Linked DNA regions of Homo sapiens: region 2 is linked to region 1. Evidence: chromatin loops called from intact Hi-C (ENCODE). Cell type or tissue: PC-3. All regions are shown on one strand. Each heading gives the region's core, and the rest is flanking DNA. Links, peaks and the distances in the headings are about the cores only.

Region 1 (15,645 bases), core at 3,624-11,623:
ACTTCTCCGAGAGCAGCATCCACCCAAAATCTTGGTAGTAACAGAACGATACAAGGCTGAGAAGCAGCTTCCCGTCCTGGATAAAGCAATGTTCCTTGTACTGGACCACATCAACCTGAGTGAGCTCATCAAGATCATTAGAAGGTCCTTCCAGCTCAGTGCTAATCAAGCCTTCCTCCTGGCGGTGAACAGACACAGCATTGTAGCAGAGTGAGAAGGATGAAGATGGATTCCTGTACATGGTCTGTGTCTCCCAGGAGACAATTGGAATGAAATTGTCAGTGTAAAACTGAAAAAAAAAAAATGCATCTATTTTAGAATTTTTAAACCTTTACCAAGGAAAAAATAAAGGAATGTTACCCACTGAGATCGATCAGTTCATCTAATCACAGATCGTCAAACAGTAGTGTTCCCACCTAGGAGTGTCAGGAAGTTGTGTTTGTATTTGAAGCAGAAAACTGGGCTCCAAGTGAGCACGTTCAGCTTTGGAAACTATGTTATTTAACATAGGCTAGCTTGTTTTCAGATTTTAAAAGTTTAAAAAGAAAATACTTTGCATTCTAAAAAAAAAGAGAGAGACTGAGGGAGATGTATGCTCAAGCAATGGGTGTATCCTCTTGTTCTTCACCAAACAAGGGGAAAGTTTTACATTCATTTACATTCATTTTACAAGTTTGTAAGACATATACAGCTTAGGGAGAAAAATATGAAGGCCTCGGTTCTGGGGAGAAAGCATGCGGGCATTTGTAGTACTGAGACTAAAAGTAAGGGGAGAAAGAGTTGCTGAGGTAAAGCTAAGTTAGAATATGAATTATTGCTACTATAAATGACACTAAATAGAACCTGTGAAAAAGGAGAAAATGTGAACTATACTATCCTCCTAAATAAAAGTAAATTATGATACCAAAAGCTTTTAAAAGTTTTGCCATTCCCAAACCGCCATGCAGTTGGCTTTGTGACTTTGGACATTCTCAGAGGGAAGGCATCACCTTTTAGAGTTTGTGAATTTGAATGAGTTTGGGTTTGTTTGGAAGCAGAGCTACATCAGAAATCTAGTCCCTTTCTTCCTAAAAGCACAAGGCTGCTAGTGAGCAGCCTTGTAATCCCAGCTGTGAGCAGTCGCTCACACCTGTAATCTCAGGACTTTGGGAGGCTAAAGTGGGAGGATCACCTGAGGCCAGGAGTTCAAGACGAGCCTGGGCAACATAGGGAGGCCACATCCTACAAAAAATTTTAAAAACTGGCTGGGCCATGATAGCATGCATCTGTAGTCCCAGGTACAGAGAGGCTGAGGTGGGAGGAACACTTGAGCCCAGAAGATTGAGGCTGCAGCGAGCCATGATCATGCCACTGCACTCCGGCCTGGGTAACAGAGTGAGAACCTGTCTCAAAAAAATAATAATAATAAAATAAAAACAGAAAAAGAAGAACAGTGTGAAAGATAATGCATGAAAAGCTCTTTCTTTCTTATTTTCATGACTTTACAAGCTTCACTTTCTGCCTTCCCATTTTGTACCACACAGACATTTACCACTGGGAATCTTCCTTGTCTGTGTCCCAAGGTTATCTGAACACCAAAGTTACACTTAAGAAGGAAAGGTTGTCAACTCAGGAGGATTGAAATAGAATTCCCTTGGAATCACCCCATAACATCTATTTGAAAACAAACCCTTCCAAACCATCACATCATGGAAATCACAGTCCATGGTGAGAAAACTGCCAAGTTTTTGAGGTTGCAACTTAGAACACACACCAAAAAAGTGTGTCTTCATCTCCAAGCATCTTTGGTTTGGAAATTGGGATAATAGGGCATCTGATCAGGCTTCCTCAAAGAATATCCAGTATTTTCCCGGCTTCCGGCAGCAGAAACCTGGTTGGTGGTCTAAGCCAGGAAGAAAAAGATATTTCACTTTGGAAGAGGAAAATAATTCTAAGTTTATTTTTTTAGAGCCACGATTTAGAAAAAATAATAAAATAAGAGATGCCTCTTATTTAAAATCAGTTTTCATTGTATCTGAATAGTCTGCTTTCCCTTGTTCATGAGTATCTGTGATTACGTGGTCAGGCCTGACACGTATCCCAGCTAGGCTGGGTGACATCCCTGTGTCCTGCCCTCTCCTCCAGCTCTTCCTCATGGGCCTGCTCACTAGCAGCCTTGTGCTTTTAGGTAGAAAGGGACTGGATTTTCTGATGTTGCTCTGCTTCCAAACAAACCCAAACTAATTTAAATTCACAAACTCTAACAAAGGTGATGCCTTCCCTCTGAGAGTATCCAAAGCCACAAAGCCAAACTGCAATGGCAGTTTCAGAACAGCAAGACTTTTAAAAGCTTTGGTGTCATAATGTTATCATTTTGAAGGGTTCACCTGAATAAAAGCCTTAGATTTCTCTGTGTGGTGAATATGAAGCACCCATTCTAAAATTAACCAAGGTGATCAGAGGGAACTAGGGCTTCTCCCCTTTAAACAGTGATTCTGTTTTCAAGATCAGTGGAAATAAGAAAAAGATGGAAAACTATTTGTTCAAAGAAAGGTACTACCTAGATTACCTTTATTTTCTCACTTCTTGCTGCTGCTGCCTTGTCTTAGGGAAAAATTGCTGAAAATAATAACGGTGGGAGTAAGAGAAGGCTAAAAGGGAGATGAGTTTCAGCCACATTTGGAGAAAGGAAGAATTAGATGAACAGAGCTTGGATGATGGCAGTCGGTTTCTTTGTTTGGAGGAACTATTAATAGTCTTGATTTAGCCCTTGAGCTCCTGTTTTCTGTCTTTTGTTTGTGTTTTATCTGTCTGATTTTTTCCTCCTTGAGGCAGCTTGAAATGTGAAAGGGCAAGGGAACAGAGCTAACGTAGGGTGGAAACATGGTTATATGTAATTAAGGTCTTACTTCCTCAATTTGCTACTACTGAAGCCCAAGGGAGACCAAGTTCTGTTCCACACACCATGTGAGAGGAAGAGGTTGACTAAGATGAGCTAGGCAGTTTTATCAGCTTGTTGGTCAAGGGATGTAGGATCCTGAGATGGATTCAATATTTTGGTTGATATTAACAGAAATATAATTTTTAATTTTTTTCCAAAGAACCAGACAGAAGTTTAAGAAAAGAGTTTACCATCCAAGAATTTAATTTGCTTTTCATCAGAGTATGACAAAACAGGCATGCTAGGGTCCAGCCTCAACTAACCTGAGTTGGTGAAAGGAAACAGAACTGAATTGGAAATAAATGCCAGGAGGTTCTGAGAATCAGAAAAAATGATGAGAAGGGTCAGGGTGAAGATGACAAAGGGCGATGGTTCTCAAAATCCTGCTGCAGTGTGAGAAGTAGCTGCCTTTTAGTGTAAGGTCTGGGCTTATGGAGGAACCCAAGAGAGTAAGAATGGAGTCAGCAAATTCATATTTAAATGAATATGCCCACATTCCTTTGCCCTATTGATTCCAGAAGTTGAAATTGTGGCCTTTAATGTGTTTAAGCCCTTAGATCATTTGCTAAGAGTTCAGGGGGAAAAAAGCAGCTGGTTCATCTCTGGTATTTTCAGATGGGTTTTCTTTACAGAAGTTACTCATAAGTGGTATTTTCAATGGAGACCTTCAGAAAAAAGATGCTTGGATATCTCATCAGGTTTCAGAGAAGTGTTCAGACTTGTTAACCCTTTTAACTCAGCTAAATGTCCATTAAACCATAAAACAAAGTCCATTACACTTTTGGGCCGGGGACTTGAGTGACTGACTCACTCACCCTGGGATGTTGCTCATCTCCTGTATGGACTAATATTGGGGCTTATTAGATCATGGGGGTCAGAAGGCTCACTTCCTCTGTGCTTGGATGCTGGGGCTGTTTTGATGCTAGTTGGCTTTCTGTGGGTCTTCTCCCTTATCAGTAGAGGATACACCCCACTTCTCCAGATGAGTCCCTTATAAAACAGCTGCTGCTTCATAAGACATTCCCTTAACCCAAGCCCTTTCCTCCCTATCAGTTACACTAATTGAAGATCAAAACCATTTCCCCCCACCTCCCATTACGTATTTTCTACTTATCCTCTAAGAAAAGAATTACAGGTTAGGATTACTCTAGAAGTGGTAGCTGTCAGTAGAGGAATGACATCCTAAAATATGACCATTAGAGACAAGAAGAAATTAGAAAGCTAGCATGCAGTGGGCATTTAATAAACAGCTGCTGGGAGTGGTGGCGGTGGAGAAGAGCAGAGCAGAGGAGGAGGGGAGAAAGGAGGAGTTGTAAAGTGGGAAAAAGGAGCTAACACTTTAGAAGGACAAAATGGCGGCAAAAAAGTCTGTCCCTTGGTTTTCTCCCATTGACAAATCTAAGACTGATGATGTCTACCCTACTTCCTACCTCTCACAAAACAACATTAGAAGGCAACATATTTAGGTAACCCGGGGTCATAAAGGAGAGTTGAAATAGAAGCTTCAGCAAATAACCCCCGTATCATCAGGCCTTGGATTATCAGCAATTCCAAGCACTACCTGAGTCTCCATCTCAAAAAGCTCTTCCTTCTGCTGGCTGGAGTGCAGTGGCGCGATCTCAGCTCACTGCAACCTCCACCTCCCGGGTTCAAGCGATTCCCCTGCCTCAGTCTCCCAAGTAGCTGGGATTACAGGCACTCACCACCATGTCTGGCTAATTTTTTGTATTTTAGTAGAGACAGGGTTTCACCATGTTGGCCAAGATGATCTTGATCTCCTGACTTCATGATCTGCCCGCCTCGGCCTCCCAAAGTGCTGGGATTACAGGTGTGAGCCACCGCACCCAGCCCCCTCTGCCTTGAAAATACTCACAGCATCATCTCAACAGCCAATACACTGAAACCCCTCTCCACACTGAAGCACAGTTGTCTGTGAAGAAAAATTAGGGAAGCCATAGAGGAACAATAGCTCCTTTGCAAATTACAGCTTCATCAGAAGGAAAGTTGAGGCAGGCATATAGTATTTTATTTTATACACCACAAACAGACAACCCCTAGACTTGGAATTCAGAATTAACAAAAGCATTAAATCCATCGGGCTTTGAGAAGGGTCAATGTTTTTTCATATGTCTTCCCTGCTACCATTATTTGCATAACAAATCGCTGCAAAATGCATTCATGTCAGATGTTGGAAATAAACTCTTTGGGGTATAGCTATTTTTAAACAACCCATAGTTATACGGGTGTTTTTAAAACATTCAAAGCCTGAGTTTATGTTTCAAATCATAAGTGATCACAGGAACTCTATATTGTTGGTCTGGTGCTGACCTACAGAACAGAGTCTGAAGTCCCTCAGAAATGATGATGTTTTAAAGAGTTACAAAAGTTCACATTGGCTGTAGATTAAAGCCCTGTATTTCTAGGCAGGTACACAGAAATCCCTGGTGCCAGTTTCTACCTCCACTTTGGAGAGCATTGAACTTTCTTTGCAAATATTCAAAATACTTCCCCACCAGAAGATTTTACTTACTGACACCGGGAACAGGCATCCCCACCCACATTCTTCATCCTTAAGAATCAGAAGTTAGAAAAAAAAAAAAAAAGGCTGCATTCTTTGAGATTATTTGCATGAGTGGATTATTTGTGTCAGTCTCTGAGAGATTATCTTCATAGTCTCTAGTCTACTTGTCCAAGCTTACTATTCCCACAAAAGATTTTTCCTGTGGTCTAGGGAGTCTCATGATTGCCTCCCTGGACCTATGCAATACCAACCTCCCCACCCCACACACACTTTCCTCCCCTGCAGCCTCTGCAAAGCCCTGGCTCCTGGGGCTCCTTGAGCTTGGACTGCCAGCTCCACTTCCCGTGTTCTAGGCAAGCAGCAAATACCCTTCAAAACTGCCATCAAGCCCCACCTGTTTTATAAAAACTTCCCAAGCTTCCATGATATGTGCGTTATATTATTAGCAACGGTATTAGCCAGGTGCCTGTATTCCCAGCTACTCGGGAGGCTGAAGCAGGAGAATCACTTGAATCCAGGAGGTGGAGGTTGCAGTAGCCGAGATCATACCACTGCACTCCAGCCTGGTTGACACAGCGAAACCCTGTCTCAAAAAAAAAAAGTAAAAATAATATTAGCTAACATTTATTTAATACTCTCAGCCAAGTTTGATACTAAGTAATATCTCATTTCTCATTGAATAAAAAAACCCTTGAGGAAAGCACTATTATTATCTCCATTTTACAAAGGAGGAAATTGAACTCAGATGGGCTGGATCTATGTGACTTAAAGGAGGACCTCAATCAGGACAGGTTAAGAATCCAGCATGGGGGTTTGGTGCCTTGGACTAGAGTGGTTGAGTAAGTGGCGGGAGATTATAGTGGTGGGGGGTGTTTGGAGGATACAAACCACTAGACTTTTTGGTGGCTTGGATCCTGCCCTCCCGATCTGAAAGGTTACATTTCATCCCGTCTTTAGATGTCATTTGCACTACTTGAACACTCCCCAGGGCCCTCGCTGCTCCTACCCCTAATTGATTTCCACCTTTCTTCATATGTGAGTTCACATGATGACGTCTCCTCGGACAGGGAGGGCTTTTCTTACATATACTCCTGGGAAAATTAGGTTTCTACTCAATAATATAACTGCCCCTCTTTCTGTTACCTCTGTGGCACTTCTTTCAATTTTTAAATATTTGAGAAATTACTTAGCTGATACGAGAGGGAAGATGTCTATTTCACACTTTATTTATAGTATCCTCTTTACTTACCATGCAGTGGTACTCAGTGAAATACAGGTTGAAGCTGTCCAAAAAAGGAAAGAATTTAAAGGAGTTCCTCCTCATTTAGATCATAAATGGAATGGAATTCCTTCATAAAAGCAAATTCATCTAGAGGTGAAAACAGGACTCAAAAAGGAAAATTAAACTATTTCAACCACTATCTCACCAAAAGAACAACTCCAAAAATGTGATCTGGAGGGAAAAACAATCAAACTAATGAAGAAGAGAAGACAATGAGTCAGGAGTGACTATCCCTTACAATAGGGGTGATTATTTTTAAAAATCTGTCTTTATCTAATGGTCAGTGGCACTCAGTTATATGGCCAGACACAAGAATTAGAAGATTTTAATCTCCTGTCATTTGTTATTTCATATCCAATAACTTCATTTACTTTTTTTTTTTTACTTTATTTTTGGTCTTTGGCCTTCCAGATCCCCCAAATTTTGGATAGCCTGAATGTGGGATGATCCTGTATTCAGAGAAGTGAATTTCCCTTCACTAGTCCATTTGCTTTTAAAAATAAAGAAGACATTAAAATGAGTTGCAGATATAAGTAATCCTTATTTAGTTATTTTGCTTTCTCAACCAGCATAAGGTCTCTACATAAGGACAAAATTTGGATTCAGTACCTCCTAACTCTGCCACGTGGGAGAAATGTGTCCCCCCTCATTTCTGTGTGGGTATTTGTCTAAATCTTGTCTCCCTTCCCACTACTGAGGTCTCACAACTTGAAGAGTTCTATCTAGATATAGAACATGGTTATATATGCTGGTAACAAAATAGTTGTAACTATTTTCCTCACTCACGAATCTTACCCTTTAAACAGGTAAAAGAGTGATTTACATGGATTGGCAGGAGTCAGAGAATCCTTATTGCTTTTGTAAGCTGAGACAATATGCCCAGTCCATACCAACACCAAATAAGGTATCTTGGAATGTGATTGCATCCATATGCTTTCAGCTCATGCAATATAGGCACAGAGAACCAATTTTAGGAAACTGGCCTCAAAGGAAGGCACGGGCTCTTGATTAGATTCCCACCATTCTACTCCAGCAGCCACATATAGAGCCCTTAATATTAATTTTAATGTAAGTTGGAGGAAATTTTCCAATCTTTGAAAACTATCTTTCACCCCCCTCTCCTGGGGGCCTGTGTTATTCACCAGCTAGAAACACTAGCAGCTGGAAGCAGAAGATGGCTTGTCTAGTCCTCCTGGATGCATGCATTTAAAGAGCTGTAAGGTTGACAGAACTTTCGCCGGAGCGCATGTTTTTAACTTAGTAGGAATAATAGCTTGGTCTCATAAACTGTTGTGCCATCTTAGATTATATATTGCATGGCAAATTTTTGTTATTGGGTATTTGTCTAGTTACATCAATATTAACTAGAGTAGACCTTGAGAAAGCAGAGAAGGAAATTTTGCTTCATTTGGGCTGGAGTTTTGCTATCCAGTTTCTGAGTTCTTGCACATTGCATTTTGAGTCTGTGACCAAATGACCTGCCTCTTGCTCCAAGTAAACAAATACTGACATTCTTGCCATCCACCAGTGTCTTTCCTCTAGGGGATGACAAAACATTCGATGTGTAGCAAATATACATAGGTGCCAGCAGATAAAGAGTTTTGCCTTAGGTCATCTACCAGGAAATATTATATTTTACCTACCTATCTCCCTGTTCACTGGGAGGAATTCTGAAATCCTTAAGTAAAAGACGTTGAAACTACTAACGTGTTCCTTTGTTGTATCAATATTTCTAGTAGTCGGAATGTATGCTTTCTATTCCCAGTAATTTTATTAGGTTACTAAAAAAATATGATTTGGTTAAGAGGGAACATGAGCCAAGTGGTAGGGCTAAATCCCTTCTTCTGTCTGAGTCGTGACAATATTTTAACCGCAAATGTTTATCTTTCATCCTCAGGGGAGATGAGTAGCCTCTTTTTTGAATCATCCTCTGCAGAGTGCAGTAGATGCAAAGCAGTACTATTATCCAAATTGTTAGCTCTTACAGCCAAGCTAGAGTCTATTCACTGTTACAAAAACCCAGTGAGAAAAAAAAAAAACATGCTAAATGATAAAGAATTACAAAATCACATTTCAATTAGCTCCATTAATTTGGAAAATGGAATTTCCCTTTGTACGACTTGGAGTAATCAAAATTTACCAAATTAAGAAGAAATTCTGACATTCTGCACTACAGAAAGGATGAACCATATTGGGCTTACCATTCTGCATCCTAATTTTTAATATCTATTGATGTTGATACATATGGATCTAATTACTTTGTCTCTTTTTGAAACAGAGTCTTGCTCTGTTGCCCAGGCTGGAGTGCAGTGGTGCAATCTGGGCTCACTGCAACCTCCGCCTCCTGAGTTCAAACGATTCTCCTGCTTCAGCCTCCCACGTAGCTGGGATTACAGGTACCTGCTACCATGCCGGCTAATTTTTGTATTTCACCATGTTGGTCAGGCTGGTTTCAAACTCCCAACCTCAAGTGATCCACCTGCCTTGGCCTTCCAAAGTGCTGGGATTACAGGCATGAGCCACCACACCCAGCCTGGGTCCGATTCCTTTTAACCACTATACATTATTCAGTTGTGTGAATAAACCATGTTTTTCTTTATCCATACCTCTTTCACTTCATGTTCTTAAGTTAGTCACATCATTCTGGACCTCTGCTATAAAGGAGAGCCAGCAATCTGTATGTCCTTTTTTTTTTTTTCTTGAGACGGAGTCTTGCTCTGTCACCCAGGCTGGAGTGCAGTGGCGCAATCTCCGCTCACTGCAAGCTCCACCTCCTGGACTCACGCCATTCTCCTGCCTCAGCCTCCCGAGTAGCTGGGACTACAGGTGCCCGCCACCACGCCAGGCTAATTTCTTTTTGTATTTTTAGTAGCGACGGATGTTAGCCAGGATGGTCTCGATCTCCTGACCTGATGATCCACCTGTCTCGGCCTCCCAGAGTGCTGGGATTACAGGCATGAGCCACCGCGTCCGGCCTGTATGTCCTTTCTTCATTGGGTCGTTAAAAAGATGAACAAGACAATAATGTGAAATGATTATAACTCTTTTGTTAGAAAGTGGTACAAACATGAAAACTAATGCTATTTTCTTATATGTTATGATTTTCATCTAGAACGACAAGATTCCTTGATCATTCTTTGTTTTATTTAAGTGAATAGTAGGTAATAATCCATTTGTGAAAGTGATGGGAATGTAAAATTAGACAAATGTGATTAGCTGGGCCTTACCGCCACAAACTCTGCTCAAGATAATGCTGCCGAGACCCAAAGACAATCATTTTGTTGCTCATAAATGACAGTTTAAGCTGGTGAGTGGCTGAGGTCCAGCATTCTCCTTGGTTCCTAGATGGACGGTAAAGCTGCTTGGACCATAATTTTCCATCTTTCTTCTTGGAAAGAGTGACTGGAGGCCACTCAGTAAAGTGAACCTTGGAAATAAGACTTCTGTCTCACACAACCTGTTCATGAAAGGGAGCTATAAAAATAAACGCATATTCAGAGCCTAATGGAGACGTGGCAACAGGCCTGAGGACATGCCATCCCTGAATCCCCTCCTCTGATTCTCCTGTAGTTCTACTTAGTTTCAGAACAAGATGAATGCATCAGTTGTAGGCAAACATCAGTTGTGTGTGTTTTCTCAGCTTGTTTATTTAGAAAGTAGTTGAAGGAGATAAGAATGAGTAGCTTTGGAAAGAGCCAGCGCTAGGAAAACTGGGAAGGACATAAGAGAATAGCATTTCCACAGCTAAGATGCTATCTGGAAGCCGCCTGGAATATTGTAATGATAGTGTGAGATCATGTAGTGTTCTAATAGAAGGTGGGTCTCTCTTCGTTCCTACATACAAACTCCAAAGCAAACTCCTAGGTGGGTATGACTTAAGAATGGAGCAAAGCATTAGCATTAAATGGCAAGAAGTCTGGATTAAACATAGATGAAGAGAGACTCCCTTGTTGTTCTCACTACTTTCCTGGTTTCTCATTAAATTGGTCTGCGCTTCCCTGGGGTCCTTTGATTCTGTTTTTGCCCTCTTTTCACTAAATCTTCCTTTAATTTCCTTTGGTTTGATCTGATGACATTAGCCCTTTCCATCAGTTTCTGAGCATACCCTTTTGGCTTGTTTCCTCTTTCTCCTTAAATCTCAGGGCAGCGTTTTTCCCCCAGGGAATTCGATCTCAGTGTCTTTCAACACCTTCACTGTTGGCCTGTAGCCTCTCAGGCTGCGCTAAGCAGGGCCCTGGAGAGTCTTCCACTCTCCCTGGAGAGCTGCTTCTCTATGGGCTGTGGGACACTTGACCTCACGTGTCTCCCCACCACCCTTGTGAAAGAAGCAGCCATTAGGCCCTCTTGACATGTGTGGGAAGCACTATTCTGAGAAACACTCTAGGGACCCCACTGCTAAGTCAGTGATAGATTTTGACATCCAGAGGGAGGGTCAGCTCCCTTGAGTCTCACTTTGAGTGATTTCTAACTACTATTTCCATCATTCGAGTTTTGTTATCCAAACAGCCTTATCCAAAATGTGCTGTTATTACTACCAGTGTCATTGTTGTTTGACCTCTCAAAACTACTTATTCTAAACAACATCTCGCACACTGATTTTATATGTCAGGTCTAATACAATTTGGGGAAAAGGTTACTGAGTACCTAATCTTAACCATTCATTCTTTATGAATAGGCCCACAGTGTGTCAGATATTGTGCCGAGCAAAGATAAGAGACGGTCTCCCGGCTTAAAGATCTCACAACGTAGTCAGGAGAGCCAATCCTAAACAGACAACTGTATAATAGGGGAATGGCAATGAAAAGGGTAATAGAGAAAATTTCTTCAGCCCATTTTTGAGAGTCAGCAGTGTGTCAGGTACTGTGCCAGGCATAGTTTATATAGTCATGAACAGGACAGATAAACTTATAATTAGCAAGCGCAAGAGACAAAAGAGCAAATAAGTAACCCATTGTATAATTACAAATTGTGGAAAGTTTAGGTTTGGCTGAAGAGGGCTGGTATTAAGAAACCTACTTTAAAAGAGTAGGGAGAGTAGAACAGTGATGACATTTAAGTCTGGGAAGGAGCCAGTTATAGGAAGCATAGAAGAAAAACACATCGTACGCAGAAAGAACACCATGATTGGCAGCCCTGAGGCAGCTGAGAGCTTGGCATACTGAGAGATTAAGATGGGCGAATACAACTAGAACTAGGGCAGACCACCTAGGCAGGGCCCTGAAGATCATGAGACGGAATTTGGATTTTATTCTACAGGAAGCCTTAAAAGAATTTGTAAAATGAAAGTAACCTGACTACATTCATGTTTTAAAAGATTATTCTGGTTGCTGTGTAGACAAATAAATGCACAGAGGCAAAAGTAGATAAGGAAGTTACTGAAGTAGCTCAGGTGAAAAATGAGCATCTTGGACCAGGCTGGTGGAAATTGAGATGGAAAAGTATGGATGAATTCAAGACTATGTTTTCGAAGTAGAAAAGACAGGAATTGGATTTAAACGTAGGAGTTGTACAAAAGGAGGAGCCAAATCCCAGGTTTTGATCATCTTAGTGAATGTCGATGCTATTTACTGAGGTGACTCAGACAAGGAAAGGAACAAATTTGTGTTATGGTAGACAATTCAGGGAATAATTGGAATTCCTGGACAGCTATTCATGTCAGGATGTTCAGCAGAGCAGGGGAAATGCAAATCTGATGTTGAGAATGTAGTTTGGAGTTGATGATAGAGATTTGAGATTCATCGGCAGAACGAGAGTAGCTGAATTTATAGCTAATTATAAAACAGAGGGCTGGGGCACGGTGGCTCACACCTGTAGTCCCAGCTACTCAGGAGGCTGAGGTGGGAGGATCACTTGAGCCTAGGAATTGGAGGCTCCAGTGAGCCTTGATTGCACCACTGTGCTCCAGCCTAGGTGACAGAGTGAGACCTTGTCTCTTAAAAGATAGAAAAGAGTCTAGAGAGCGGGCCTTGGAGCCTGAATATATTTAAGAGGGAGAAGAAGAGCCAGTGGCGGGAACAGAGCAAGTGATCAGAATGGGTGAGATAATTGACCAATGTTGAACATGACCCTACCTGACTTGCCACTGATAAGCATTTTTTCCTTGCAAATAAAATTTAAAAATACTGTTTCTGAAAATGTTCAAAAAACTCTAAAGCATTACCTATGTGTAATCTGTCAAATTCATGTGGATATCTATCCACTCTGTGAGGTAAGCACGCACTAAGAGGACCATGTAAGAATCTGAGCCTCTGAAAACCAGTGTTGGGCTCCACGCTCCAGCCCAGGCAGACTTGGCTTTCATGGTATGAAGGAAATGGGACGTGTTGCTTTTTAAATAGTACTCACAGTTATTAAATAACATGATTAATAATAACGTGACCAAAGATTTTTAAAAATTCCTTTCCCACCTTTCCCCTCTCACGGGGGGTACATTACACTATCTGTTGCTGGTGGCATTGCTGCCATCCCCAAGTCCATGTTTCAACTGTGTGTGGCTTCCAGCACTTCAGTGAAATCTTATTTAATCACACATGCCATTTTATAGACCTGTAAAGAAGGGAGCACATGGCTTTTGGCAGGGGCACACTGTTCCAATGTGGTCTTCCCTATGTTTGCAGTAGGATGTTACAGCTCCAGGCTCCATGCCTTCCACCTTGTGAGTTCGCAGAAGCCTGTTCTGTGAAGAATACTTTTCGAATATGAAAGTTACCCACGAAGCATTCTGGACCAGGGGTGTGACTAAACCTCCAGCATGAGTTGGAATAGTAGCTTTCAGGGGCTTTGTTTCCACATAGTGCCTTTAAAATTGGTATTTTAAAAATGGTTATGATTGTACCACCATGTCCTTATTTATGATAATAGTAAAATTGCTACTTTAGCATTTTGTTGGTTTACAAATCTTTAAAAATGCTCAAAACATGTAAGAACTGTCATAGAATGTATGTGAGAGGAAACTTAAAACTTTGAGTTTTGAAATTTAAGCAGTTTTCTTGGAATAACGGCATTTGTGAGAATTTTCTCATTCTGCAGAGATGACCTCTTTGGGCCCACCTTGGTGTAGGCAATAACGATAGAAACTCTCGGCCGGGCGCAGTGGCTCACACCTGTAATCCCAGCACTTTGGGAGGCCAAGGTGGGCGGATCACGAGGTCAGGAGATCGAGACCTTCCTGGCTAACACCGTGAAACCCTGTCTCTACTAAAAATACAAAAAGAAATTAACTGGGCATGGTGGTGGGTGCCTGTAGTCCCAGCTACTCGGGAGGCTGAAGCAGGAGAATGGTGTGAACCCAGGAGGCAGAGCTTGCAGTGAGCCGAGATTGAGCCACTGCACTCCAGCCTGGGTGATAGAGCAAGACTCTGTCTCAAAAAAAAAAAAAAAAAAAAAAAAAAACAGTAGAAACTCTCTGTCTTTGAGACAGACCATGAATGGGGGCTCGTGGGTAGGAGAGAAAGGGCGCAGTGCCTTGGGTAGCTCAGGATATGAGTGAGTACCCTGCCCCATGGAACATTCTGCCCTCCTCTGTTCTCCCCAAGATAGAGTAGCTGCAGCATATTGTCCTACTCTTGTACCCAATGGTGAGACTCAACTAGCAAGATTGGTTCCGTGTCCAGAATCAACAACAGAGGAAAGCCAAGAAACTCAACAAACAGGAGAATTTACACCTGAAAAAACATGCTTGTAGGCAGAACAGATATTCAGAACATGTGTGTTTTATAATCTCAGAGAACTATAAGATACAGACACCTTCATAAAAAAGAATCCAGTAGAGAATATAGAAATTAAAATTTGAGTTGATGAAATATTTTTAAAAGAGAGTAAGAAATACTCAAATAATGCAACATTACTTCCCAGAAATGAAAATACATTGCATCTCTTATTGAAAGAGCCAACAGAGGCAATGAAAAATAAATGTACACATATGTGCACCCTTAATTCTTTATAATGAACCTTGAGAAATCAAGGCTTTAGAAAAATGCTGAGAGACAAGAAGCTTCTGAGCAGCAACACTGGATGCAGGAAAAAAAAATGGAGTAATAAGTGTAAAGTTCTGAGGGGAAAAATATCAGAACCTAGAATTCTAAATTTAACCAAACTGTCATTAAAGTAAATGAGAAAAGTAAATTCTTTTGAGAAACGCAGAGCCTAGAAAGATTACTAATCGTAGATCATCTTTTTTGTTTGTTTGTTTGTTTGTGACAGACTCTCACTCTGTCACCCAGGCCTGGAGTGCAGTGCTGCAATCTCGGCTCACTGCAACCTCCACCTCCTGGGTTCACGTGATTCTCCTGCCTCAGCTTCCTGAGTAGCTGCAATTACAGGTGCATGCCACCACACCTGGCTAATTTTTGTATTTTTAGTAGAGGCGGGGTTTCACCATGTTGGCCAGGCTGGTCTCGAACTCCTGATCTCAGGTGATTCACCTGCCTTGGCCTCCCAAAGTGCTGGGATTACAGGTATCTCACAGATCTTCTCTTGAAGTTGTACTTCTTCAAGTTGAAAATGAATCTAGGAAGAAGTGGAGTAGCAAAAGGTATAATGAGCAAAGACATTTATAAAATAATGGTTAAAGCATTACTAATAAAATGTAAAGCATTTGTGTTTGATAATGTGGAAATAAAATTGCAGGTGATATCAAAATGGGATGAGGCATTGGATGTGACCGTAGAATTTAGGAGGAGAATGAAAGGAAAAGCAAGCCTCCCTTATATTGTTCCAGGTTAGGGTATTGAGATATAATAAGCTGTAGATAACCTTAAAATCACAGGTATAATGGGTGTTAAGATTTAAGTATTAGCCGGATGTGGTGGCTCATGCCTGTAATCCCAGCACTTTGGGAGGCTGAGGCAGGTGGATCATGAGGTCAGGAGTTCAAGAACAGCCTGGCCAAGATGGTGAAACCCCATCTCTACTAAAAATACA
Region 2 (15,645 bases), core at 4,113-12,112, 55 kb after region 1:
CTTTCTGAGTTATTTCACTTAGGATAATGATCTGCAGCTCCATCTATGTTGCTGCAATGGACGTGATTTCATTCTTTTTATGACTGCATAGTATTTCATGGTGTATGTGATCCACATTTTCTTTGTCCAGTCATCTACTGATGGACATTAGAGCCAACATTTAGGCCAGAAACAAAAACAAGTCCACAAACAATGAGGAGGTTGAGCGTGTATGCAGCTAGAAACTGTCTAACCAGCAAATTTTCTTTGATTAAATGCAAAAAGCCCTTACCTCCTAAGTGGGAGAAATAAATTCCAGACTTGGGACAAAGTCACATAACCTCACTGAGTCTTAGTCTCCTTGTGGGCAAAGTAATGTGGATACTTTTAAGTATCTTGGAATCTATACATAAGATGACACGTGTAAATATTTAGCACATTTGGGTGGCCTTGAGTATCTTTTCTTTTTCCTTGTTTAAGACTTAATCAGCTAATCAGTAACTGGAACTACACTTCTAAATGTTTTTATAGTTTTTTCCCAAGGATAAATGCAAAAAGCAATCATTTTATAACTATTTACTAAACATTTAAATTGTTTAAGTCAGAAAAACAAAAGTTATCAATGCATGTCATTTGTCACGTAGATACTAAGAACTGACTTGAGCATGGTACAGTGCTGGGTAAAGGAACAAGGAGAGGTCCCAAATATGGATAAATCCTGCTCGTTGTCCCTAAGTCATTCCAATGGTTTAAGAAAAATAAGACACCTACTCAGTTCTAAGATGAAATGCCTTAAGTACCTTAAGAGAGGCACAAAGTGCTTTGTCATTTAAGAAAAGAGCAATTACTTCTGGCTAAGAGAGATGAAGGAAGCTTTCATGACTTTGACACTTAAGCTGTAAATAGAAGAATGGGAAGAATTTGCATGCATGGAAATGACTCAGACCGTCATTGAGGGAACAGTAAAAGCAAGATGCAAAGGTGAGAAAAAGCCATGTACAAAGAATGTAAGTCGTTTGGGTGGGTCATGGAACACGTGGAGTGAGGTGAAGGAAAAGATGCTTGATCAGTAATCACATATAGTATTTTCTTTAATTTTTATAGCAACAATGTTATTAGGTGTGGTATTATTCACACTTTAAAGAGATGAGGAAATTGAGGTTTGGGGGTTACATGACTTATCCAAGGATACTCAGCTAATTAAACCAGCATACTACGAATACAACAACAGATCTGGGTCTGAAAAGGTAAGATAAGTAAACTGGGTTTATAGCAGGGAGATTGTATTGCCAGTCCAAAAGCATAAGATTTTGAATCCTATGATACAGTCCAGGAATTGGCAGACTACAGCCTATGAGCCGGATCTGGCCCACTACCAGTATTTGTCAATAAAATCTATCAGAACATAGCATAGCCCGGTCGTTGATGCATTTTTCAGATGGCTGCTTTCCCACTGCAACAGTAGAATTAATTTATTGTCCAGTGCACAAGTAAGAATGTTGAATTCATTGTAACTAACGTGTGCATGTGGGCAGGGAGATGGGATTACTAAATGTGTGTTTTAAGCAAATTGTATAACATTAGCTAAATAAAGAGCTAAGCTACTCAGCCACTTACAGATGCCAACAAGTATGTGATTAATATTAAGTAAGATATTTTTATTTGAAGCATGGAAGAAAAAGCATATTTTTTAAATGTCTGAGTTGATAGATCTTTAAGTATTTACTATTTTGAAGATTTTTTGAAGAAATTTTAAAAATAAAAATATAAAAGATAGCATATCACACCCATATTCCCACTACCTAGAATTATAACTATTAACATGCATCATATATTCTTTAAGATTTTAAGTTTAAAAATGAAGTATTACAGATAAAATGAAATTCTACTTGGCATATTATTGCCAGTGTCATTCTCTTCCCAGATCTTTCTAGCAATAACCTCTATCATGAAATTATTGAGTATCTTTCTAGTCTATTTTGAATACTTTCATATGTGTGTATCCATATATAAATACAGATAGATGTCTGTATGTATGGGTTCAATTTAAAATTATACGCACAGTGTAGCATACTGCATGCAAAGTAACAATAGCAGCTTACATTTATTCTGCTATTACCGCCTGCCTGGAGCTGTACTGCTGATACAGGACCCCACCGGTTACCCAAAGCTAGCCTTTGGGTCAGGGGTTTCCTCACTATAGTCCCTTCTGTGGTTGCCAGAAAGATGTTACAGGAAAGTGGTCCCAATCCAGACCCCAAAAGAGGGTTCTTGGATCTCACACAAGAAAGGATACAGGGTGAGTCTGTAGAGTACAGGGAAAGCAAGTTTATCAGGAAAGTAAAGGAATAAAAGAATGGCTACTCCATAGGCAGAACAGCCTTGAGAGCTGCTGGCTGCCCACTTTTATGGTTATTTTTTGATGACATGCTAAATAAGGGATAGATTATTCATGCCTCCCTTTTTTAAGACCATACAGGGTAACTTCCTGACTATTGCCATGACATTTGTAAACTGTCTTGGCACTAATGGGAGTGTAGCAGTGAGGACGACCAGAGGTCACTAGGTGGCCATCTTGGTTTTGGAGAGTTTGGGTCAGCTTCTTTACTGCAACCTATTTTATCAGCAAGGTCTTTATGACCTGTATCTTGTGCTGACCTCATGTCTCTTCCTGTGTCTTACAATGCCTTAGTCATCTGGAAATGCAGCCCAAAAGGTTCCAGCCTCATTTTACCCAGCTTCTATTGAAGATGGAGTTGCTCTGGTTCACATGCTTCTGATACTGTCTCAGTCCTCTTATTGATCCTATGTAGCATGCACTATTACTGTCATGTTTTTTAGGAAATAAGGCACACAGAGAGTTCCCTTGTGCAGGGTCACACAGTTAATAAGTGATAGGGCTGAGAATTAATTCTGCAATCAGGCTTTGGAGCCTGAGCTCTTGACCATCATCACAGATGGACTATTCACTGTATCACTGCAGGATTCTTCACTCTCAGTATCATGCCTCTGATTCCTGTGATTTTTGAATTTGTAGATCTAGTTCATTCCTTCTCACTGTTATACCCTATTCTGTTGAATGAATACAGTACATAAGCAGCATTGCACATTGCATGGTGGTTAAGACCTATGAAATGGGAATAGTAGAAGTTCCTATCTCACAGAGTTGTGAAAATTAAGTTTAATTCAAATACAGTAGGTAGAACAGCACCTGGTACAGATTAAGTACCCAATAAATGTTAGTTGTTATTTGCTATTCTCATATATCACCCTGTTGAACCTATTCATTAGGTTGTCTGTAGTTTTTCTTGATTGCATATATTGCCACAGTGAAAGCTCTGTGTCTGTTTATAATTCTTTTTGGTATCTCCCTACAAGAAAACTTGATGGCTCGTAGAGTGTACATGCTTTCAGTTTTACTTGATATTGCCAAACCCAACTAGACCAATTTCTTCTCCTTAGTGCACTGTGTGGCACTTCCCATTCCCCTGCATCCTCACAAACAGTTAATATTGTCTAATTGTTTACATTTGCCAACCTGATGGGTAAGAAATACTATCATGCTGAATTAATGAATTTTTAATAAGTTGTATTGAGATAGAATTTACATATCATAAAATTCACCCTTTTAAAGTGTACAATTCCATACACATTAGTATCACTTCACTACACAGTGGTTTTTAGTATGTTCACAAGGGTCTACAACCATTACCTCTATCTGATTTTAGAGGAAATCTTTGACTGGTTAGCAATAACTCCCCATTTTCCCCAGCATGGGGAAACCCATAGTTTTGCTAACCTACTTTCTGTATGGATTTGCCTGTTCTGAACATTTCATATAAATAGAGTCATGTGTTTTTGTGATTGGCTTCTTTCACTTAGCACAATGTTTTTGAGGTACATCCATGTTGTAGCATGTATCAGCAAATTCATTCCTTTTTATGGCTCAGTAGTATTCCATTGTATGGATATACCACATTTAATTTTTCCATCAGGTGATGGAAATTTGGTTGCTTCTACTCTTGATTACTATAAATAGTGGTTCTATAAACATTCATATGCAAATTTTTATATAGACATCTTTTCAATTTTCTTAGTTATAGATATATTTATGTACCTAGCAGTAGAATTGCTGGGTCATATGGTAATTCTGTGCTTAACGTTTTGGAAAACGGCCAAACTGTTTTCCAAAGCAACTGTGTAATTCTACAATCACATCAACAGTGTATAAGGGTTCCAGTTTCTTCACATCTTCATCTCTAGTACTTGTTACTGTCTTCCTTTCTGATTCTAGCCGTCCTAGTGGATGTGAAGTGGTATCCCATTGTGGTTTTGATTTGCATTTTCTGATGACTAATGATGTTGAGCATCTTTTTACGTGCTTATTGACCATGTGTATGTCAGCTTTGGAGAAATGTCTATTCAAATCCCTTGTCCATTTTTAGAGGAGGGGGTATAATTTGTCTTCTTATTTGAATTGTAAGAGTTCTTTCTGTGTTCCAGACACAAGTTTCTATCAGGTATATGATTTAAAAATATTTTTCCCATTCTGGAGGTGGAGGTTGCAGTGAGCTGAGATCGCATCACTGCACTCCAGCCTGAGCAACAGAGCAAGACTCTGTCTCAAAAAAATATATATATATATAAAATATATATTTCTATATTATACATATATGTATTATATAATATATAAATAAATGTATTATATAATATATAAATAAATGTATTATATAATATATAAATAAATGTATTATATAATATATAATAAATGTATTATATATTATACATAATATATAATAAATGTATTATATATTATACATAATATATAATAAATGTATTATATATTATACATAATATATAATAAATGTATTATATATTATACATAATATATAATAAATGTATTATATATTATACATAATATATAATAAATGTATTATATATTATACATAATATATAATAAATGTATTATATATTATACATAATATATAATGTATTATATATTATACATAATATATAATGTATTATATATTATACATAATATATAATGTATTATATATTATACATAATATATAATTAATGTATTATATATTATACATAATATATAAATAAATGTATTATATTATACATAATATATAAATGTATTATACATAGTATATAAATGTATTATACATAATATATAAGTAAATGTATTATATATTATACGTAATATATAAGTAAATGTGTTATATGTTATACGTAATATATAAATGTGTTATGTTATACGTAATATATAAATGTGTTATGTTATACGTAATATATAAATGTGTTATGTTATACGTAATATATAAAGTGTTATATGTTATACGTAATATATAAAGTGTTATATGTTATACGTAATATATAAATGTTATGTTATACGTAATATATAAATGTGTTATATGTTATACGTAATATATAAATATAATATATAAATATACGTAATATATAAATATAATATATAAATATATTTTTTGAATGGAAAAAAACCTACAGAATGAAAAATACATATATTTATATTTTCCCATTCCGTAGGTTATCTTTTTTCCCATTCTATAGGTTATCACATCTTAATTGATGTGAATTCGTGAATTTTAGTATTTGTAGTTTCACATTTCCTCAGAACTTCATTCTTCAAAATCATCTCATTATCTGCTAAGTGGATCACAAGCCGGATAACACTGAAGTAAATAATGCTCTGTGCACATAGTACTCCATCCATCAGAAACTACCACATTGTTCACAAAAACAGGCTTCAGCTGGTGAAGAAAATTAAATTTTGATAAAGCAGAGAAGCCTTCACACCTAATTAGGATTTGAATTTAATAACAAGCATTGAAAAAACATTTCAGTATTTTCAAATTGCTGATGGATTAATTCAAAAGCATTTGGGTTTATGTTTAACCTGCCTTAACTCTTTTCTTCTTTCCTTTTCCCTCTTCCTTTCTTTTCCCTCTCTCCCCTGTCTTTTCCCTATTTCTATTTCAGATTGAAAATGGCTCAGGAATCAGTCAGCAAGTTGACTTCAGAGAAGAAAGTGGAGACAAAGAAAATCAATCCCACTGCTAGCCTGGTGAGATATATTTTTCAACATAATCTAACGATTGTCATGAAAATTGAGGTGCGCCCAGGAAGGGCTAAAGCTCAGAGATGAAACATAGTATCCAGATTCTCAGTTCCCATCCCAGAGTAGCATATGGTTAAAAAAAAAAAAAAAAAAGTATGTGTGGGTGGAGGTACAAAACATAGCTTTATATGTTTTTCCTGTAAACTCAACATAGGTCATTTCTGATAAACCAAATTTAGTCACTTACCATTTCACATCCTTCCACACCCTACCCGCAGTACAGTCACCCTTATCTCAAAGTATCTTTTTCTCAAAATGTTTAAATATATTCATTCTCTTCAGTTCCTTTTCCCCATTAAAGAAAGAGGCAGGGATTCTCCTATTTTGATAGTTGGAAAATTTGAAGTGCAGAAAGATACAGCCTACCCAGGGTCACTTAGCAAGTGGATAACAAAAGCCAGGACCAGATTCTGGGTCTCCTGACATCTCTCCCTATGCTGGAAACCAGCAGTCTCCCCAGCCTTCCTATATGTGAGATTGCGTTGTCCTCCAAAGTCCAGTTTTCAGTAGAGATCACAATGAATCTCCACCTAGGTGTTACGGACAATAGTCAGAATAGCTACATGGTTAGGATCCCAGGATGCCGAGAATGAAATGGCCTGGGTTCAGATCACAGCTCTGCCACTTAAATAGTTGTAAAACCTTAGTGAAGTTACTTTGTTTCTTTCTCTTCCATGAAAAGAACATACTACTTTTTTTTTGGGGTTATTTTGAGAAAACTGAGAAAAGACATGTAAAATGCCTAACACATAATAAGAGCTCAATAAATATTAGTTGTTTTCCTTGTTGCTGTGAATTTCAGCTGCTTTGGTTGACCCTGCAATGGGGAATGGCAATGAGTGGGAAGTGGAAGTATCACCCTCCTCTCTCGGATTTTTCAAACTCTGTCCTCTCTGGGCCCTGATGTCCAACAACTACTTACTTTATCCTTTTAGATTATTAGTACCTTTTTGCTGGATGCTTCAAATCCTTTGAAAATATAAATGGGTTCTAAGTTACAAAGTGAGATTATTTCTGTTGATTGACCATAATGTTTCTCCCAACAACCCCATGAGCAGCTAAATGAATGTTGCATGAGGTTGATGAATGAGAAATGGAGAAGTCCGGGCTATACTTTTTGGTCGGGGAAAGCCATGGTTGAGCACATGGCCCCTACCTAACCGGACATGTCCTTTGTACCCGTTTGATGGTATATTTATGACATTCATTTGTATGACTTTCAGTGGCAGTCGGCTGAACCCTGATTTTTGTCTTCTTCCTTCATGAGCCTCTCCCTCTTCCTCAGACCTTTTATTTGGGCCTCTATCCAGACTTTTACAGCCAAGCTTGTTCCCCCAAGGCAGAGAGAATGGGGTCAGCCATATAGACAAAAGGGAAACAGTGGGTTTACGACCTCCCCTGTGAGCAAGCTCCCAGTTGTGATCCTGGGCTTGTTGGGGCTGCTTATTTTATTGTCTGTGTGGGTGGGTGGGTGGAAATCAGGGAAGAGCTTGTAAACTGATTCCTGATTCAATTTCGCAAGTTAGGGATGGGGTCCAAATTTAGGATGGGTGTCGAAAAATCATCAACTTAAGTTTATATCTAGGCCAATTTAGTAATTCACTGCAACATCATATCTCATAGCTCATAAGCAGCTAAGGATCCATTCTCAAAGGCTTCTCTCTGCATCTGCTCATTCCAAAAGAGTATACTTCTCCCTTTTCCATTTTAGCCTTCTATTTACCCTCCTCCCAGAGCAGGCACACCATCCTTACCATACTGATATGTGTGCTTCCCTAGTGTCACAGATACCATGGGGGTCCATGTTTCTGTGTAGTGTGCTCCTGTGTATTCTTACGTCTTCCCAGCAGATGTCCATGTCCTTCCCTTTAGAAGGCAGTCTCTGAGGAGGAAGCTCGGAGAATGAAGAGCATAACATCCATGGCAAATCGGGAACTTCTGCCATTCTGCAGAGACTAAATCTGGTCATCTCCCATTTTGCATGGCTTTTGTTGAGTTCTGCCAAGTTGATCATTGGAAATAGTAATTTTTTTTTTCATATCTTCTTGGGCATTCTCTAATTCCATCAATGAGCCAAAGGTAGGGACGGAAGGGGTCCTTGAGTAACACTACAAAGTTAGGGTCTTTGTCACAAAAGAAGAGAACAGAAAAGACCACCCTGGCATGGTAAAGGCCCGTGTTTTAGATGGATGTAGTTGGTAGATTGGCTGGTTATTGATTTCTTGTTTGTTTTTCTGGGGAGTAAGGGTGATAGGTAGGGAGGGGCAGATAACTAAGAGCTTAGGGAAAGCAGTAGAGGTACTCTCATTTCTAGGCCATTTGGCACAATTCCGGAAACTCAGCATTCTAGACCAAAATTTGAGAAATGTATCAAAACTTGAGAAAGATGAAAGAAAATGATACATTCATTTTTTTTTCCTTAACAGAAAGAAAGACTGCGTCAGAAGGAAGCCAGTGTGACCACTAACTAAGATGAAGACACATGGAAATGATGGCACTGGAGGTGGAGGACCTTGCACGCATACTCTTTGTGACCACAGGGTTGCAGGACGTTCTTGAAAGATGTGTCACTAAATGTTTGTTTTTGCTCATCTCTTTCTGAGGTCATCTGCAGAGAGTGCCCCATGCCTTCTTTAAGAAGTCCCTCATTAAGCCGCAGGAACAATGGAAAACTATTTAAGGGAACATTGCAGAAATATTTGATGACTGTTTCTTGTGGAAGCCCAAAGTCCACTCTAAGAGCAGAAGAAATACCAAAATGTTTCCAAAATTTTTTTAAAAGCTGAGATTTCCAGCTTTATAACCAAAGCTTGATATATGTCACATTGTCACAGAAGAGAGAAAAGATCATTGAGGACAGTTGCCTTGGGAGAGTTCAAGTCTTTGTCGTTACACACTGCTGTTTTGATTATTGGTCTTAGTTTTGATCCTGTTGCAGCAAAATCCTGCAGCATCTTTCTCTCCAATAATGTTGCAACTCACCAAAACTATTCTTGAAGAGGTCCAAGAACATGTATTATCCAGACTAAAAAAATGATTTTTTGTTGTTATGGTTTACGTGATGAAAAGGAGAAAAAACAGAATCATACCTGGGTGGAGAGAGGGAGACAAATAGCCATAAACTTCATCCTGGAGAACAAGTTACCATGCAAGGAGTTGACATCAGTTGTTAAGTGAGGCCCATTCTTGTTTTTACATCGGTCCTTTGTGGTTTTTCTGGGCCAGCAGAGATTCTGCACCCCAACTCCCAGGAGAAAATGTAATACCTGAGCAAGCACAGCCTTGGGTGTGCTTGGACAAGAGACCCAGCGGCAGAGCACCTTTTACATTTTGGACCGTTCATGAATGGGCAATGTTGTGTTGATACGCAGCCGAGTTCTACGTTATGTGCTGTGACTGTGCAGCTGGACGACCCCCATCCCCAGGAGGCAGTTTCCAGACAGGAGAGCAAATGCAACTCACAGCACCTGCTCATGACCTTGGCTGATAGGCATGTGAAGTAGGATGAAGCAGGACTCTTTAATGTCAAAAAAACTGAAGGGCAGAAAAAAGGTTCCTTACATCAAAATGAAAGTAATTACATTAATAGAAAACTTCCAAGTGGAATATTGTTCACAGGCAGCTCTTTCTGACCCTGGCTCTTGAGTCACATAAGGAAACCACCTTTGACCTCTCTGACACTTTTGTCTTTAAGCCACGTCTCTGAAATCTTGTGAGGGGTGAAGAAAGAGGACTGGAGATGAATGGACAATATGATCAAAGACTCATTTTTAGGCCTTGAAGAGGCCGAGCTTTCTCCCCCCAATTGGTGGAGGACAGTCCAGAGATGAGCAGAAATCTTAAATTCCTTCCTGATCCAGCCTCCACATGTGGCCTGCCCCTTGCCCCAGCATCTTTCCAGAACCCCTGGACTTGCCAGGTGCCTGAGCATCTTCCCAGGATATGCCTGCCAGCCAGCAGCCCCTCAGGAATGCTTCTATAATAGATCCAGTAATGAAAGCAGCACCATATCCTAATCTAATGTCAGCTTCGAGAATGAAGACTGCAGTCAGGATCAAATCAAGTCACAGAAGCCATATTCATGCAGGTGCTAACCGCCTTTTCTACTGGTGCAACTGAAAGGAATATGGTAACATGGTTGGATTTTTAAAATTCACAATGAAGGAACGAGACAAGCAAAACAGAAAAGCCGAGAAGGAACATGCATGACTAAAAAGGCTTGAAGTTGCTTGTGAGCAAGAAGCTTTTTATGCTGCTTTCTTACATAGTTTCTCTTCATTTTCACTTAACTCTGAAGACAACCAAAAGAACGGATCAATTAAAAACTGATTCCACTTATAACCATTGTATGCTCCTTCTAGTGTTATCATGCACAAGAAAAGTGCCAGTTTTACCCATGCCATATAATTCAGCTCTTTTGAGTTATGTGGGGCCAGCAGAAGTCTCAATCCTTATAGGCTTGATGGTGAGAGCAGCGGGAGGTTTGAGGTGTACTCATTGCAGTCCACTTTGGTCTGTAAGTAGGATGCTTACGAGAAATCAGTGAAGGTAAGCAGGGCTGCCACTGTGGCCACGTAACCCTTCAGGAACCAGTGCTGAAGAATAATGAGTGAGAACACTTAATTTGAGAGTTAGACAAATACAGCCCACTTTGGATTTCATCCTAGTGAACAGACTAAAACTTTGCAGTAAAATACCTATTTCTACAAAGCAAGGTTTGCCTGCCTCGGTTGGGGAAACCTAGTGGTTTTGTCACACTAGTCGATGTATGATGTTAGTGTTGTAAGACACCATGGCAGAATCTTCATTATTCTCACCTATTCTGAACCCTGCATCATGTATCTGGGATGCCCCCTCCCAAGTCCACCAATGTACCACGTTGCTGACACAGCCTTCATTTTTAACTCAAATTGATGCTCAGTAAAGGTCAATGACAATTTGTTCAAGGAAGTTCATCTAAAATAATCTGGAGGCCTTGAAAATGATCCCTCTAAAATGCTGTTGAGCTTGTGTTCAGTGTAGCAGGAGGATCTGAACTTTTCCTGGAGAGGAGGTGATCGGGATGCCATTTGGCAGCTTAAGCACATCCTGCCAGCAGGCTTTAAGTGGCTGTTCTAGGCATAGCCCTCCCTGAACTAGAAAGGAGAGTAACCAGTTTGCTATGCTGCATCTAACCAGACACACCTGACTTAGTAGTAACTCTAAGAACCCTTAACTTACAAACAACTTTGTCTCCTCTTAGACAATATTCATTAAATCTGAGGACACAGTTTGACAGTAGTTCAGATTCTTGCATGAGCAATTGACAGCATCAGAGCACACAATATCATAAGTTACATAAATTACACAAAGTACATCATAAATTACACTACAGACACGTTAGGTAAAAAGCATCAGGCCCGGGCCGGGCGTGGTGGCTCATGCCTATAATCCCAGCACTTTGGGAGGCCAAGCGGGGGCGGATCACGAGGTCAGGAGATTGAGACCATCCTGGCTAACACGGTGAAACCCCATCTCTACTAAAAATACAAAAAATTAGCCGGGCGTGGTGGTGGGCGCCTGTAGTCCCAGCTACTCGGGAGGCTGAGGCAGGAGAATGGCGTGAACCCAGGAGGTGGAGCTTGCAGCTAGCCGAGATAGCACCACTGCACTCCAGCCTGGGCGACAGTGAGACTCCGTTTCAAAAAAAAAAGCATCAGGCCCATGAAGTATCAAAAACCAGGTTAGGAGGTGTGCTGTATGGCTTTTATCTCAATAAGTGGCAGCTTACTGGGGAAAAAGAAATAAGAAAAAGTGTGGCCAAGCAGAAGTGGATGTTTATGATGACGGTGGGGGCCCAGAGGTCATAGGTGATGGTCCTACTGCCCAACAGTTGCCTTTTGAATCCTTATGTTGATGATGGTGTCTTTCTACACACTCACTGCAACTACTCAGGAATTATAAAGATTTTCTGAAATCTGAGAAGTGGAATAAGGAAACCCAGTGGAGCTATTACACTTTTAAATGTTCTAGCCAAAACAAATTGCCAGTATGGTTGAGGAATTGAATATCAGATGGCATGCAGTCTCCCCTCCCCTCCCCTATCAAGGACAGTAGAAGCTGCAAACCTCTTCTCAGCCTCCTTCAGGCACCTCCTGTTTTCATAAGCACCATGAAGAATGGTGTTTCCTAAATGAAAAGTTCAGATACTGCTGGTAAAGAAACTGGAAAAACTGAAGGAAGGAATAAAATATGTTGGTGGTATTAACACCTCCAGTAAGATAAGTCATTGGTACGGTTTTTCTAAGGGCCGCAGTGAGATGTAGCAGAAGAAATATGTTTATTTTGGGCAAAGATTTGCTTATTGGCCTGGGATTGCACATTTTCTCTATGATGTTTGCAACAGAGAAATTTTCATTTTAATGATACTCTTCCTTTCTTGAAAGTTACATGTCCTCATTTCTGTTTCTGCTTCTCCCTTGGCCAGTGTCATTGATGCAGATCATTGCATACAACAGCACAGCAAATTGCGCCAAGTCAGTGTGTGAATGGGAATTAGCAATGCACGCTTGCAGGCTCTTTTTCCAGGAACCAGGCTGTAACATTGACCGGGGAACCTCTTCATTCCCTGACATACTAAATTGGTCAATTTTGTAGTACTCATCTCCATCCACAAAAACAACAAAGATAAAATCAATTTGGAGCTTTATATGACAAAAAGGAAGAAGTCCAAAAATATATAGCCTTCCCCCCTCCCACATATCTGATCCAAATATTAAATATCTGATTTTATAAAACAGTTTAAATTGTCTTTTTAAATTGCTAACAAGCATCAGTTATATTTGAGCTTCATTTTTCTTTTATCCTGTCTGTCCTAATAAAAACAAAAATGGCCAAAAAGTGGAGAGGAAAGAAAAAGCTTCCACTTTTTAAAATTTGTTTTGTATTAGTTATTTTACCTTTAGGGACCCTACAACTGAAGAGAGTGGAGAGAATAAAGAAGTGAACTTTCATTCATGTCTGCTACTTTGACCTCATAAAGAAATCTGCAACACAGATGAAACCAGTCTGTGTGGCCAAGCTGATGGGATTTGAAAAGAGTGGATAATTTTTAGCCTTTCCAAAATGCAAATAACTTGGATATATTTCCATTTTCCAGCTATAGAGAGAAACAATCCAGCTGCCTGGAAACTGTTATTAGTATAGAAGTGGCTTAAAGAAAAGCATCTTCAAATACTTGACTTAGCATATCTTTCTTCTTTAGACTTACATAATGATATTCATCTCTCCATTAGCAATTGAATCCAGGCATAACCGGGCTCAGTTACACAGCTTGTCTGTGACTGGGAAGCCCATTTTGTGTCATTTCTGCACACCTGTCCGCTGTTGACACCTTATTAGAGGCACTGCATTTTGGTTTCACAATTCTTCATCTCCCTTCCCAAGGAATGGGCAATCTACTGAACTTCCAGATCAATGCTTTGTTGGAAAGTGATGAATTTAAGAGAGTTTTAACATGTCAAATTTGAAGCCAATTCAGTATCCTTATTTGTTCCAAGACTCTTAACCAATACTGTGATATAAAGTTAGGATTTGGGAAACGTGTAGTTAACAACTTGGAAACATGAAGATATTAAAATGGCAGCTGGCTAACTGTCTCTTAAGCCACTATGCAATTTCTACCAATGGAGAGATTAGGGAAGCAAATTAAGCCTCATTCAGTAGGTCTGCTGTCTGGTGGAACTTACGGAACTCATTTCCTCCTCTATCCCCAGCCCTTCTCCTAACTATGGTGATAACCAGGGCCATAGAAGACCTTTTCTCTCTTACCTTTCTCTGATAGGATCGTGTCCTTCAGTCAAGAGCTCATGTGAACTCCAGACTTTATATTACATCTCTGAAGTTCTTGATGTGGGGAAGATTGACTTTTATTCCATTTTTATATGAAGGTGTTAGATATAGCCATCAATTTATTTTTCTACATTCCCTCTACGCTTATGTAATTTTCTATTTTTAAATCTTCTCTTAAATATACTGAGAATCTCTAGTCTCCTTTTCTAAAGGCTGATCCAACTACACTTGTGGGCTATTTTTCCAAGCTTTGTGTGAAACTTGATGACATTGGGCCAGCAAAATGCAAAGAAGACTATAGTTTCAGGCAGAAAATCACGTCCAAAGAATTTGGCATGGATTAAACAACCTCTACCACACTATAGCTCTCACATAGGCTGAACATTTTCCTAAATTCTACCTGTGCAGACACTGAGGGGCTCTCTACCTTTGAAACTATGAGAACGTCTTAAATTAATATGAATATTTCTCTCCATGTATAGTGTGAGCTGCCAATGCATTATCTTAATACATCAAGAAGGAAATCAGATTTCAGGCACACATTAGCAATTGTTTGTTAATGTCCTTGGCAAACGTGTACCTGCTTTCCTTCATTGTTCTCTTCAGGGGCTTTCTTCCACTTTCCTCTTATGAAACGAATGTGTTTTTGACTGTTAACTGGGTTCGCTTTCCAGATCTGTCTTTCCCAAATGAAAGGTTAGTCCCATAGACCACTGGCTATTCAGGGAAATTACTCTCTACCTCCCCATGACATGGATGATAAGTGTTGAGGGATGAACACTCTGGAAACTCTTAGCATGGATTTTGAATTCCAGATTTCTTTATAGGAGATGTATAAAAAGGAGTTTATAGCATACAAAAATTATACTGCTCTTCCCAGTAAGGGACTAAAAGGACATTTGAAATCTTTACATTTTAGATGTTTTTGTGAATTATAAATATCTCCTTTTTCCTCGCTTCATGCTAACTTGTCTCTAGATAAAATCTTATTTCTTCATACATTGGACCACAAGGCATAAAGAAGGTAGCTCAGCGCCACTGAGATTGTGTTCTGCATAATATTTGGAAGGCTTCCATTTCCATTGAAAACAAATCCATGAGTGAGAGGGAAAGTCTAGTATCAATTCTTCTGTTTGCTCGCAATGACACAAATAGGTTTTGGGGATCTACCTAAGGGATAGGTCTACTCCAAAATTATTAAATTTATAATTGTGCAATTCTGTAATTTCCCAAGGCATAAGTAATATGACCCTACTGTCAGCTAGATGTCTTATCTTCAAAGAGAGTATGCATTAATAAAAAGAACTTCCCTTTAAAGAACCAATCTAAAATACTAAAAAGGCAGAAACTTTTAAAATTAGAAATTGGATAATTTTTAAGAATCTTTAGAGAAAACATTGGTTTATCATAGTCTTTTTCTTTCATTGAGTTTTCATTTAGACTAGCATGGCAAGCAGGGTGGCCTTGGACTTTGATTTAGGGGATCGTGCTTTGGCCTGGAAAATAAGCACTGGCCTGCATGCCTAGAACCTGAGTGAAGGCAGTCAACATCCTAGTATGAATCAGACCTAGCAGAAATGTAAATTATTTCAAGTACTTCAGGGTTTAGTTTTCTTAGTGACACCCTGGACCCTGGATGCTGCTTTCTAAAGTGCACCTGATCCATGCAGTTTTATGTCTTCATATAACTGGTA

Evidence for each region. Hi-C counts contacts between places; a loop is a spot of excess contacts. Peaks named below come from ENCODE experiments on the same cell type or tissue, not always from the same donor. Only the 100,000 strongest peaks of a DNase experiment are listed, where the experiment ranks them.
Region 2: it touches region 1 in a loop (5-fold over the local background); 7 of 110 quality-filtered maps call a loop at or near these places.

Annotation. Positions count from the first base shown.
Region 1 is chr15:32,821,623-32,837,267 of GRCh38, reverse strand. All of the region lies in intron 17 of FMN1 (formin 1), which reads left to right. It also overlaps the pseudogene LOC107984761. Among named protein-coding and RNA genes, the nearest start is that of GREM1-AS1, 110 kb to the right of the region's middle. In PC-3, for the core only: no CTCF peak of the experiment used is centred there; DNase peaks (open chromatin) are centred at 3,717, 8,277 and 8,587; H3K4me3 peaks cover 733 bases; H3K27ac peaks cover 6,103 bases.
Region 2 is chr15:32,767,257-32,782,901 of GRCh38, reverse strand. It overlaps FMN1 (formin 1), which reads left to right. Exons shown (of 21, transcript NM_001277313.2): 20 at 5,983-6,067; 21 at 8,548-15,645. The coding sequence ends at 8,592. Among named protein-coding and RNA genes, the nearest start is that of GREM1-AS1, 56 kb to the right of the region's middle. RefSeq lists enhancers at 581-1,144, 8,135-9,334. In PC-3, for the core only: no CTCF peak of the experiment used is centred there; a DNase peak (open chromatin) is centred at 8,691; H3K27ac peaks cover 4,767 bases.